4 separate regions of the Homo sapiens genome follow, and all the other regions are linked to region 1. The links are chromatin contacts, found by Hi-C in ENCODE. All regions are on one chromosome and are shown on one strand. The core of a region is the stretch at or near the end of the contact, and the rest is flanking DNA. Distances in the headings are between cores, read along the strand shown.

What was found. A loop is a pair of places that touch in the nucleus more often than their neighbours do. Pooled maps may share reads with other maps.
Region 2: a loop to region 1 is called in a map with no recorded cell type, with 21 times the contacts of the local background. The contact joins two enhancer-like sites. A Hi-C loop is called at or near these places in 5 of 37 single-sample maps with no recorded cell type and 8 of 50 pooled maps.
Region 3: a pooled map shows a loop between it and region 1 (11-fold over the local background). The contact joins the promoter of TSPAN5 here to the enhancer-like site in region 1. A Hi-C loop is called at or near these places in 3 of 37 single-sample maps with no recorded cell type and 12 of 50 pooled maps.
Region 4: a pooled map shows a loop between it and region 1 (5-fold over the local background). The contact joins the promoter of BANK1 here to the enhancer-like site in region 1. A Hi-C loop is called at or near these places in 3 of 37 single-sample maps with no recorded cell type and 2 of 50 pooled maps.

The regions. Positions count from the first base shown.
Region 1 is chr4:99,845,658-99,848,818 of GRCh38, reverse strand. The region is part of intron 3 of DAPP1 (dual adaptor of phosphotyrosine and 3-phosphoinositides 1); the gene reads right to left. Among named protein-coding and RNA genes, the nearest start is that of DAPP1, 30 kb to the right of the region's middle. Within about 2 kb of position 1,283, at least 6 of the 41 ENCODE cell types and tissues checked have a DNase peak (open chromatin) inside an H3K27ac peak, as active enhancers do.
Region 2 is chr4:101,418,208-101,421,422 of GRCh38, reverse strand. No RefSeq gene overlaps it. Among named protein-coding and RNA genes, the nearest start is that of PPP3CA-DT, 72 kb to the right of the region's middle. Within about 2 kb of position 1,907, at least 3 of the 41 ENCODE cell types and tissues checked have a DNase peak (open chromatin) inside an H3K27ac peak, as active enhancers do.
Region 3 is chr4:98,657,322-98,660,411 of GRCh38, reverse strand. It overlaps TSPAN5 (tetraspanin 5), which reads left to right and starts at 1,801. Exons shown (of 8, transcript NM_005723.4): 1 at 1,801-2,266. The coding sequence starts at 2,186. It overlaps TSPAN5-DT (TSPAN5 divergent transcript), which reads right to left and starts at 1,510. Exons shown (of 3, transcript NR_148380.1): 1 at 1,390-1,510. LOC112267901 (a long non-coding RNA gene) reads right to left here and starts at 1,689. Exons shown (of 3, transcript XR_939016.3): 1 at 1,540-1,689. RefSeq lists silencers at 1,644-1,823, 2,077-2,236.
Region 4 is chr4:101,789,411-101,792,372 of GRCh38, reverse strand. BANK1 (B cell scaffold protein with ankyrin repeats 1) reads right to left here and starts at 1,643. Exons shown (of 17, transcript NM_017935.5): 1 at 1,423-1,643. The coding sequence starts at 1,492. RefSeq lists a silencer at 1,367-1,556.

The DNA.
Region 1 (3,161 bases), core at 34-2,533:
ATCCACTTAATTGCTTCTCTAGAGAGAAGGTCCACCAACTCAATTTCTGAACTACATGAAGTAGACTATTGTTTCCTGCCTTTGACATGAAACCTGGTTTCAGAAAGGCTGAGCGGAGGTACACTTCTGAGACGATCAGAGATGAATCAAGACAGACACATCAATTGACTGAAAGCCTCAGACTTGCCATGATTACTAAGCAGATTCCTTGTTGTCTCTTGGTTGTTCAACTTGCCCTTAAATTCTGGGAGGGTATATTGTTAATATCCTTTTAAAAAATTCTGCTCCTGGGCAGGGCGCGGTGGCCCATGCCTGTAATCCCAGCACTTTGGGAGGCCGAGGCATACGGATCACAAGGTCAGGAGATGGAGACCATCCTGGCTAACACGGTGAAACCCCGTCTTTACTAAAAAAAATACAAAAATTAGCCAGGCGTGGTGGCATGCGTCTGTAGTCCCAGCTACTTGGGAGGCTGAAGCAGGAGAATCCCTTTAACCCGGGAGGCGGAGGTTGCAGTGAGCCGAGATCGTGCCACTGCACTCCAGCCTGGGCAACAGAGTGAGACCCCATCACAAAAAAAAAAAAAAATTCTGCTCCTGTTCCCTGTTCTTGTACCCTACTCACTTAAAAACAAAATCAAAAACAAGACCAAAAAAACCCAGCTAGCCAGAGCTGGTTTCTGTCATTTCCAATCAAAAGAAACTTATCAGCCGGGCGCGGTGGCTCATGCCTGTAATCCCAGCACTTTTGGAGGCCGAGGGGGCGGATCATGAGGTCAGGAGATCAAGACCATCCTGGCCAACATGATGAAACCCCGTCTCTACTACAAATACAAAAATTAGCCGGGCATGGTGGCGCATGCCTGTAATCCCAGCTACTCGGGAGGCTGAGACAGGAGAATCGCTTGAACCAGGGAGTCAGAGGTTGCAGTGAGCCGAGATGGCGCCACTGTACTCCAGCCTGGCAACAGAGTGAGACTCTGTCTCAAAACAAACAAACAAACAAACAAACAAACAAACTTATCTACTGTCGCTACCACAGACTCTTAATACTTTGCCTCCAAGGTCCAAGTTAGTGCCTCAGCTCGGGAAGAAAGGGACCCTGGGTTACTGAGATTCAGACCAAATGAACTCCAGGACTCAGCTGGGAGATTTAGAAAAAGGCAACAGGAGGCAGGGGTAGCAGAGCAAGAAGAATGAGGAAGACCAGTAACCACAGGCCTTGGAAACTTGGCTATAAGTTTCACTTCAGTTTCTGAACTACGTAAAGGTGACTATTGTTTCCTGCCTTTGACATGAAACCTGGTTTCAGCCATGCTTAGCGGAGGTATGTTTTTGAGATGATCAGAGCTGGACCAAGGCAGGCATTTCCATTTACTTTGACTGAATGGTAACTTACAGTTATGTGTAAGAGTTACATATATAACTGTATGCAATAATATGAAATTGCATTGAAGGACCCTTTATCTTGTATTCCAGCAGGAACTCAGAAAGAGAGTAAGAACAGTCTCAATTCTTAGGCATTGGTTTGGTATCTGAAATAGAGTGTAGCACAGGGTACACAAAACTCCTAAAGAAAAACTTTTGTTTAGAGTATTTATTTTATGCAGTGAGGTCAGTGCTTATTCATCAGGTACCCCAGCTAGCCTGTAAGGTGTTTGAAGGCAAGAATAATATCTGATTTATCTTTCTATGTTATCAGTGGCTCACAGGGCCATTTCACTCAAAACATTTTGTTGAATTAAATTAAAATCAGATCATGTCCATCCGTGTTTCATTACTGCCCTCAGGTTCAGAAAATAAGCTCTGCAACTGGCATAATGAGTTCCTCTCTCCCCTCCTTCCAATGAGAAGTAGATTTCTTGGGGTTGGTGGGAGAGAATAGGGTTATTCAAGATCTTTTTCCTTCCTTCTTTGCCACCTGCTCTGCAAATGGACTTTAAGCCTTGTTCATTTACATGTGAAGGGGTTTTAATATTTAATTTCCAGTCTCATAGGGTGAAGTGCACTGAACTAGGAGAGACATACCAGTTAGTCAGTGTAGGAGAAAATTCTGTTCAAATATCCAAGTCAAGTCACTATTTTTGGAGTGCTCACTTGATTCTACCACTTATATGAGTCCACTATGGAACTAGATTAAAGTTTGAAGAGGACATCACAAACATTTGATAAATGCAAATTCAATTGTCCCTAAACTAATTCTTTATTATTTATCAAAGAACGTACAGCTTTTGCATAGAATCTGATGGAATTAATAACCATAAAAGCATTTTATTAAATATGAATAATAATTATTGAATACTTATACTATGCTAAGAATCATTCCAAATGTCCTATGTGCCTAATTTCATTCAATCTTCACAATAAGTCATTAAAGTATGAGCTACTACCATCTAATCAGTTTCATAAGATGATGAAACTGAAGCTCAGAGAGATTATTTAACTTACCTGAGGAGACACACAGAGCCGGCAAATGGCAGAGGCTGGAGTTGAAACTTAGAATTTGTGTGTTTACTCATTATACCATAATTATTCTCAGCCTCAATCTAGTCACCATGGAAACTTCTAGGGCATGTGAAATACTGTGCTGTATTGTGGGCAAGAGTTGACATGTATAAATCAAAGTTTGAAGAAATTGATTCTTTAGGAGGCAGCTTGAGAAAGGAGATGTGAGTTTTTGCTTCCCCATTTCTAACCAGGCCTCAGTTTCTTCATTTATAAAGGAAAAATGCAATAGTCCCTGAGCTCCCTTTCAATTCTAACATCCTGTAAATCTAACTAAGCATACAGGCCCAAATAAGGGGAAAAAAACATCGAGAAGCTTCATTACCAAATGCTTGTACTGCTTCCTGTAAATGTACAATATTCATTTGAAATACTTTGTTCCTGCTGTCATTTGATCTTACCTCTCATTTTCCCTTTCTTTCAGTTTCTCTCTCAAGCTGTAAATTTTATTTTACTTTGTTATACTTAGACAGGCTGTTTGATATCCTTGCTGAAGACACATGACTAAGATGAGCCTGTATATTTAGGGGGATGTTTTCTTTTCAGCCTTTTTATGTTTTAAAGTTTCCTCTGGTATAATTTCTGAAATAGCAATTCATGTAAATAAAATGGGAATAACAATAAATACAAAGGCAGAAGTTAAAGTTGATTCACACT
Region 2 (3,215 bases), core at 658-3,157, 1.6 Mb before region 1:
AATATTTGAAACGTGGTAGTAAAAATTGAAATGTGCTATATGTATAAAATACATACTGAATTTCAAAACAATACAAAGAATCTAAAATCTCATTAATAATTTTTATAACGATTGATCATAAGTTGAAATAATATTTTGGATAGCTGCATTCGATCAAATATTTAATATTTACAGTATTATAAAATCAATTTCATCTGTCTCTTTTCACGTTTTAATGTAAATACTGAAAAATTTTAAATTCTATATGTCTCACGTTGTATTTCTGTAGGGCAGCACTGCCATAAAACCATAGTAGAGTTCACAATCTGGTACTCTGTAAGATGAATACTGCTCATGGAAGTATTTTGTTTATCTTTTGCAATATTTTTTAAATTTAAACTTAATTGCCAATTTTGAAAAAATCATCAATATTTTAATTAAACTTAGATTTTATAGAATTATTTAATTTTACTTTTCTTGGAAATCCAAGAGATCAGGCATTTCTTGGGCTGTTTTAATACATGGCACCAATTGTTTGGAGTGGAAGAGCTGCTGACTCATTTTTAGACCAGATTTTCCACTTTACCATGGTCCCCAGCATTTCCTAATGCTAGTTTTTACTCACTTCAACATCTGCATTTAGCTGTTACCTACTTAAGTACTACAGACTTTTGAATTTGTAAGCCCTTCCCTTTAATATTTTAGCATTCAACTTAAAAATGAATAGAAGATTGTTGCTTTGTTTTGGGGATAGAAAAAGTAGATTTTAGTGATACAGACAGTCCCTGACTTAACAATAGTTCAAATTAACAGCTTTTCAACTTTAGGATGGTGAAAAAGCTATATGCATTCACTAGAAACCTTACTTCAAATTTTGAATTTTGATCTTTTCCTGGACTAGCAATATATCCTAAGATACTCTCACAATACTGGACAGCAATAGAGAGCCACAGTTCCCTGTCAGTCACAGGATTAGGAGGGTAAACAACTGATACTCTTCAGCGTACTGTGTTGCCAGATGATTTTGCCCAACTGCAGGCTAATATAAGTGTTTAGAGCATGTTTAAGGTAGGCTGAGCTATGAGGTAGGCGAGCTGTGATATTTTTCGGTTAGATGTATTAAATGCACCTTCAACTTAAAGATATTTTCAACATACAATGGGTTTATTGGGAGGTTAATTCCATTGTAAGTCAAGGAGCATCTGTATATTATTCCACTGGCCCATTTCTGACTCAGGTGTTAAAAAGTAGAAATCTAAATTGGCATGTGGAGAAAACACATGTACAAATAATTGTTGCCAATTAAATTAGTTGGTTAAATGAATTAGAAGAGGTTTCTCACTCACTTGCTGAAACAGAGGATTTTGTTCAAAATGTGTATGAGGATCCCACATCCTGAGATCAATTGGAAGTAGTGATGCCTGTGTTAACTAGAAGAGAATTCAAGAGTAAGTGGTTTGTTAATTCTTGAAGAGAAACCAAATGGCAGCCCCCCGCAAGCCTTAGAAACAAAAGTCAAAGGAAGCTACAAAGCAGAACAAACAAAGAAACTTTAGGGAGGTGGTGCCCAAAATCAGAGACGCCTTCATTCCCCTTTGATAATCAGTGTATAATGTGGCCACCAGTGGAGACCTAATACTACCAAATATACTGGCATTTACAATTACTTATTCAAGATAATAGTCCTTTATATACTCTGTCCTTCTCAGCATTAGATTCTCCTAATTACCAGTTGGCCATTTAGAGAGCTGGTCTTTCAAAAAAGGCACAATTGCACGTTGTTTTTTAGCTCAGCACTCTTCCTGACAGAATTATTGAGGAAGCATTATGCAAATCTATTGTTTACCAAAGCCATAAAACCATCTGGTCCTAGAGGTTCATTTTTTGTAGCTGACTTCTGGAAACCAGCGTGGGTTTAACTTCCTCTGTCCTTCCTATTCTAGCTGCCAAGCCACTGTTGACAAAACACAGGTGTTTTAAGTTACTCATTTTTGACTGGGCTTTTTATCGAGACCCTTGTTTTACTTAACTTTGTTCTAGTTTCTGTAAGATCACTTTATCTTCAGGATTTCCATGACTCAGTCAGTTTCTATACTTTCATATAGGCTTCATTTGAAAACCTTCTGAGTATTTCCAAATGTAGTCAAATACAAAGCGCGTTTGTAGGAAGCCATAAAAATGACCTGGGTAATATAACCAGGGGACATGGCCATAACATTCAGATGGCAGCATCTAGGTTTCCAAAATCAGCTCATGCTCCTACTTATACATCCATACATTTTGAATAACAGTTACCAGGAAATCTAAGATTTTGTTGCTGTTGAGTAGGTTGAATAAGTGAATTTAATTTTCAAGATCACTACATAAAATTATGCTCTTTAATTTTCTTTAATATGTGATTTTTGGATACTTCTTTTAACATATCACTGTTCTTTAATATATCACTATTATTCCAAATCACAGCAAATTCTGCCCTTACTTAGGGTGTGGAATTATATTTCCGCCAACAGAATTTCTCCAATATGATCTCCAGAAGGTGAAGTATATCATAGCTATCATAGCATAGAAGCTGAATGATGTCACTTTTAGGCACTAAATACCCTAATGGAGGGCAGCTGTCAGTTTCCAGCAGTTGGGGATGCCCTCTAATCTTCATACAATCTATATAACCATGAGCAGGAAGCAAAGGGAAGTTGTTTCAGTGATGTACACAAGTAAAGAGGTACATGCTACAATATTTTCTATGACATAAAATGTTACCAACACCTAAGGGCTTTTAAGACCATTGTAAACAATGTCAGATTCACTGCATTGTCCAAGTACTAGTAGAATAGATTGAACTTTCTGTGTGTCTGGATAGTTGCAAGTTAGACCAGAGAAGGAATTCTGGTGGCTTTTTGAGATAACAAAGACAGACAATTTTTAATATAGCATTAATACCCGTTATTTGATTATGATCTTTTTCACGAGTCCCCCTGTTTTACCATTTTGGCTAAATGAGCTCAGTTATTTGAAATCCCTAATGCCTAGTATTTTCTTAAATTGTATAACCTGTGTTATATACTAAGCTTATTATGAGTTGCTGACTTAAAAAGGGAGTAGGAGAGCAATACAAAGATGTGAACTTTGGTTAAAGTCAGAATCTTAGGAGTTGCCATTAGCTAAAAAAAGAAATAGTGGGAGGAGGATGTGGCTCTTTGCTCAAAGACTTATAGCGCTTTTCTGGCAGCCACATC
Region 3 (3,090 bases), core at 552-3,051, 1.2 Mb after region 1:
TTCTGGTCCTTTTGAAATGTGTCACATCAGCTTAGGACAGACCTTTCTTCTGACTCATCCAGTATTCCTGCAGCGACTGTTCTATTTATATACAGAATTACAACATAGCTCCAATAGGCTTAGGTAAAGCTTGTCAGTACCTTCCTGTTAACAAGGAAATCTGCTGCTGAAAGACCTTACTTTTGAAGTCTACCAGATTGGTGGTAGTATGGCCTGTGTTTTGAGTGGGTAGAGAGCACTTTTGAGGGAGTGAGGATTATTTCATCCAAAGGGCTGAAGCTACTGTTATCCCGTGTCATAGCTTCTGAGGTACTGAATGAGTAGGATCTCCTGGCCCTCCCATCTCTGTGGGTACCTCGTTCATACTTGCGACCTCAATATAGCCTCAATCCTGCTGAAGCCCAGTACTATCTCTAAATGTGGTTTATTGCAGGAAAAAGTAGCTTCTTGACTAGCCAAAACTTGACTGCCGGTTGTCAACTAGCCAGTTTTTGAGAAAAGTGAGAGGTTGTTACGTAGGAAACCTTATAACTAGAGGCTCTCAAACTCAAGTATTTAAGTATCATCTTTTAGATTTCTGTGTCCAGGATCGGGTTGCACTGGGTGGTGCTGGAAAAATTTTTTGATCTCACCTCCTTCTAGCCTTTTGAATCCTTAAAAATATTCCCATAGACATTTATACACAGTCCTGGGCGGTTCTTCCTTCTCCTTCCGTGAAATACTGGTACCTGCTTTGCCAACACCTATGAAAGTGCTCCAGGAGGAGGGCGGATAAGCAACTAATGAGCACACCTGCTCAGGTAGGGTTCTAAAACAATTTCCAGCCACCTGTTCTATTCTTCCCCAGAGTTCAAAAGCTTAATGGTTCGTGATCCAAAAACCCAATTCAGATTCCCCAGAAGACCTCCCTGGAATCCGTTGTGGATTCCTTCCTAGAGTTAGGAGGCAAGCAGGTTTCTTAGGCACTATTCTGTCGGGGTAGGGGGGAGCGTGCGCTGTCCGGGTTTGTGTGGTTGCAATAGACCCTAGGGCGAGGATCGCATCCCGGGCCAGGACTCCCTTGAGCCATCTCTTTTTCCTCGTCCCCATTTCTAGGATAAAACCCATTTCTCCGGTAGGTGGGGAGGTTGGGTTAGAGTCACACAGGGATTCAGGAAGCTTTCCTTTTCAACGTCCCATCCCTTCATCCTTTCCTCCCACTTCCCGTGGCTCTTTTCTCCACCTTCCCCAACTACCCCCTTTTCCATTCAGCGAAGTCCACGACGACTTTCCTTCCCTGTCCAGTGGCATCGCATCTTCTCTAGCCACATAAGCCTGTTGTGGAGGAGGGGGCGCCAGTGTGGCTACCCTGGAAGGGGTGTCGGGGGTGGCTCGCAGGTCCTCACTCACCCAGCCCTCTCCCCGAGGAGCGACCCTCTCGCCCGCGTCCCTCCAGAGCTGCGCCGCTCATCAATCCCGGTCACTCTGCCAGCCTGCTCCCCGGGCGCCCTTCCTTCTCCCTCTCGCCTGCGGTCCTCCACCCTCCCACCCCCTACCTACCCCGCAGCGACGTTCGGGGTCAGCGGCGCTTGGGGTTGGCCCGAGAAGGGGCGGGGATAAAGCGAGCGGTGGAAGGAGGCGGCTACGTGGTGCCACCGCCGCCCGGGAGCGCCCGACCCCGTGCGCGCGCGCGCCTAGCCAAGGCTTGGGCGGCGGGCGGAGCTGCGGGCGGCGCGGGCGGAGGAGCAGCCGGCCGGGCGGGCGGAGCGAGAGGCGGGCGGAGCGAGGGGTGGGAGGGCGCGCGCGAACGGGCGGGCGAGCAAGCGAGCGGCGTCTCCACCAGCATCTGCCGCGGCCGCCTTTGCCCGAAGCCCGGGGACGAACCGACGGACCGACCGCCTGGCGCACGGACGCGGGCGCTCGCTTTGTGTTCGGGGCTAGCGTCGGCGAGGCTTGAGCTTGCAGCGCGCGGCTTCCCTGCTTTCTCGCGGCCACCCCGGCTCCGGCGGCCTCGGCGCGCGAGGGGCTGGAGGTGCGGGAGCCGCTCTCCGCCGGTCGGTCCCCGCGCGGCTGAGCCCAGGCCGCCAGCGCCGCGGCCCCGTGCGGTGTCCCTGAGCTCCTGCTCCCCGCCGGGCTGCTCCGAGCAACGGTGCTTCGGAGCTCCAAACTCGGGCTGCCGGGGCAAGTGTCTTCATGAACCCAGAGGATGTCCGGGAAGCACTACAAGGGTCCTGAAGTCAGTTGTTGCATCAAATACTTCATATTTGGCTTCAATGTCATATTTTGGGTAAGTTGGAGCGCTCCTGGGATTCCAACTATTGTGGCCGATCGATTCGCGACGATTTCCCCCACGTTGTTCGTTGCCTTTACTTTTCGCAGCCCCGCAGGCGCTTGCCGGAGCAGCATAGAGGCATTCGCCTTCCGCCTTTCCAGCTTGCGCGTTGGAGAGATAAACATTTAATCCTTTCGAGGAATGGGAAGAGGTGAAAAGAGAAATCGAGGCGGAAAGGGGGCACCGAGGCCTTCTGGTGGCTTTTTGAGGAACGAATAGCAGGGATGCAGATAAAAGAAAGGGTTCGGCAGTTTGAGAAATGAGCAACCACACGAATTGGATTTGCTCTCGGTGGGATATAGATGTTGGGCAGAGCGTGGTGTCATAATAGGGAAGGCTAATCGGGCACGGCCGACCCTGAGGTCCACCTTCTAACAACGATCTGATTGGACGAGGGCTTGGCTCCGTGTTGCCGCGGCTGGTCTGTGCCATGCTCAGCGTGTATCTTCTTGCACCATCTCGGGCTTTGTGTAGGATGCAGATGCCGTGGTATATGGTCCTGTAATTGCACGTAAATAACGTTTCCTGCACGCTCTCCTCTTCAGCTGGAAAGCGCTCCCTGTGCGTAATGGACTGGTCAGTGGGGGTGCGGGGTAGAGGGATTTATTTGTATGTATATATCATCGTCAGGATAATAAGTCACCGTCAACATATATTTCAGTGTGTTCCTGCCCCACGTCCTCATTTTTAAAGGAGTGACACAGAGCGGGCCGTTTGGGGGAACCTTTGTAGAAATGCAAAGGAGAAGGTGTGCGAGGCATGTTTTATTGGGGAACCGA
Region 4 (2,962 bases), core at 394-2,893, 1.9 Mb before region 1:
ACAATTCGTTTTTAGAAAAGTTTCATTATGTTGGCCAGAAAAGGAAGTAACTGAAGCAAGTGATAAATACTGCATGGAGAAGGACCCAAGGAGTTGGGAGGGGCGGGGCGGGGGGGGAGCGGAATGCATGGGAGGAACAAGAATAATTGGAATGCTATAAATATTGATTCACATTACTCTTGCATTATTCACAATAGCAAGTGCCTCAAAGTATTGCTTAGTATCAAGTGAAATAAAAGGCATTTTCTGCCTAAACTGTTTAATCTAGAAGTTTGAAACAAACTGTACCCCATTCTCTAACAAAATTGTTAAACTGAAATTACAAAAGAGGTAACCTGCTCAAAGTTTGAAAGACATGGTTGGTTTATTTATAGATGCTAGCAAAGTCTGCTCTGCTGAAGACCATCAGAGCCACAGTTTTCAAGAATGTCAATATGCAATAGTTAAAATATTAATAATATTAAGTTATGGGCTCTAAGTCCTTTCTTGTCACTTTTCATTGACACAAATATACTTCTTATTTAACTGAAAGCAATCCCTAAAGCTTATTTATGTAAAAATGCACTAGCCAACAGAAATAGCTACAACCAAAATTACATTACCTAAAAAATTCTAGAAAGGTATGAGAAATTTATTTCTATTCAGCAAATTAAGAAACTTTCACTCAGAATATACTTTCTTGTTGCATTTCTCACCACGAACACTCCAGTAATATTAATACCTAAGTGAAGTTTTTTAATTTAAAAAACATTTTTATATCACTGAGTAATTTGCAAATGCATTTGAAATGCTTCAAAAAGAACTAAATAAAACTGCCTTAACGTCCATTTGAAAATATAAATCTACTTCTGCATTCAACCAAGTTGACCGTTTTCCTTTGACCAAGTTAGTAAAGCCAGTGGAGTAGGGAGGTGGTGTTGGTAGAGTTTCTCTGCAAAGCCACCTGCCAAGAAGCAGGGCTACCAATTCACCAGGCTGGGATTTGTCAGGCCGGGCAGGTAAATGCGTGACGCTACACATGAGCGGTTTTTCTGTGCTTACCGACTGTTGAAAATAATTACGTATAATTTTAAACGCGCATTGCTTTAAAACAGGTTGCAAAGTGATTTTAGAAACTACAGGACCCTGACCCGGGTGCTGGGGAAAGTTCCAGCTCCTCAGAAGTTGCAGACACTGAGGGTAGCCCGCTGGCCAGAACTCCCAGCGCGCTCCCTCCTCGTGGCGTCCAGATGCCCCTCAGAGAAGTCAGGGACAGAAGAACCCTCTGGGCTGCCTGGCGGCAGGATAAAAAGGAGAAGCCCTGTCTCAGGGACGCCCTGGCCTCAGTGCCCGAGTGCAGTTGTCTAACGATGGCCCGTGGTCTCCGCAGAGCCCCGTAGCCCGGCCTCGGCGTCAAGCCCCTCCGAATGCGCGACTACCCACCTGGGGGCGCTGGGCCGCAGGGGGCGGGGTCCGGGCTCCCAAGCCCCTTGCCTGGCGCTGCTGGCAGCATTGTGGCGGTTGAAGCCGAGGGGCCTGCGCACTGCTGCCCGCCGAGCGCTACCTGGACTCTCCCGGCCAGAGACTCCCCGCGATTTTCTCTTCCTTTGGCCCTCGGCTCTCCCCAGCCCGCTTGCCACCCGCGGAGGCTGCGGCCAGGTCTCAGGAAACGCAGCCCCGGGGCTCATGCCCGCAAGGCCAGGGCTCCGCTCTGCTGGGCGCCCAGAGGAAGTGAAACTGCTCAGGGGCCTGCTCTTACATCCCTTCTCAAAAGGCCGCTTTGGTTTCTTATAACACTTCTGCGCCTGTTTCCTTCCTCACCTTTTCATCCTAGGATATATTTAGACCGCTGTTATTGTAGCTCTCCTTGTCCCTTTCTAGGTCTTCCATACTGCCATACTGCCCCCACTTCCAGGCAGACGTAGGGAAACCAGAAGTGAACATTTGCTGGAAAGAAAGAATAATTAGATAGATAGATGAGTAGGTACACAGATGATAGATACATACATATAGAAATGAAGATACAGATAATACTGTAACTTTTAAAATATTTCATTTTACACAGACTTTCTAGGCTAGGTTCATAAATTGAAAAGTGATTTAAAATTCCATATAAAATGTATTTCTTACTCCTGCTCCAACTCAAAAATAGACCCAGTAAAAAATTATTTATGGCTCTAAATACCCTCTCCAAACAAGAGTTTGTTTGCTTGTTTTTAAGATGGAGATATATCAAAGGAGTTGTCCCAGAACCTTAAAGTGAATGTCTCTCTCTCAAGCATGTCTAAACTAGTCATTTGCCTTTTGAAGTTGAATATATTTTTTGAATATCAATTTGGTAATAATACATAGTTTAAATGTTCCTCTCCTCTTCCTATAAAAGGAAGGCTTTCTTTGAAACTTTCTCTCGGATGAAGTGCTTTTTAGTAATAATATAAATATCAAGTATCAAAAAAAGTTAATTTTTTCACATAAATGAACTTATTAGAACTTTATAACATAATGTAGAAAACTTGGAGAAGTATGCGAAATGTCCAAAAAACTTGAAAACAATTATAGATTGTATTGTATTTATCTGGTTTCCAGTAGTTTCTTTAACATCATTATTAATTTTATGTTGATTTTCTGAACTTTATATAATGGAACAAAAGATTTCATCTAACTTATGAAATATTATATTGAAAAAAATGGTTGTCTTCTATATATGCCTGTTAACAGAGAGACTTCAGTGTAATAGGCAAAAACAAATTTGGATTGCAGGGTTTGGGTGTTGTTCAGTGTTTCAGAAACTCAATTCTTAGGAAAGTATGTCTTAAACCCATTGGAGAAAAGAATATTCTAACTGATGCATCTGCTGGTATACGTATTCCTGACAAGAGCTACTTTAGCCAACATGAACACTCCAGATGATGCTCCCCAATTAAGTATCCAGATCTTCAAAGGCACCCATTTATGCACACGAAAACTTGTTAATAAAGACAGT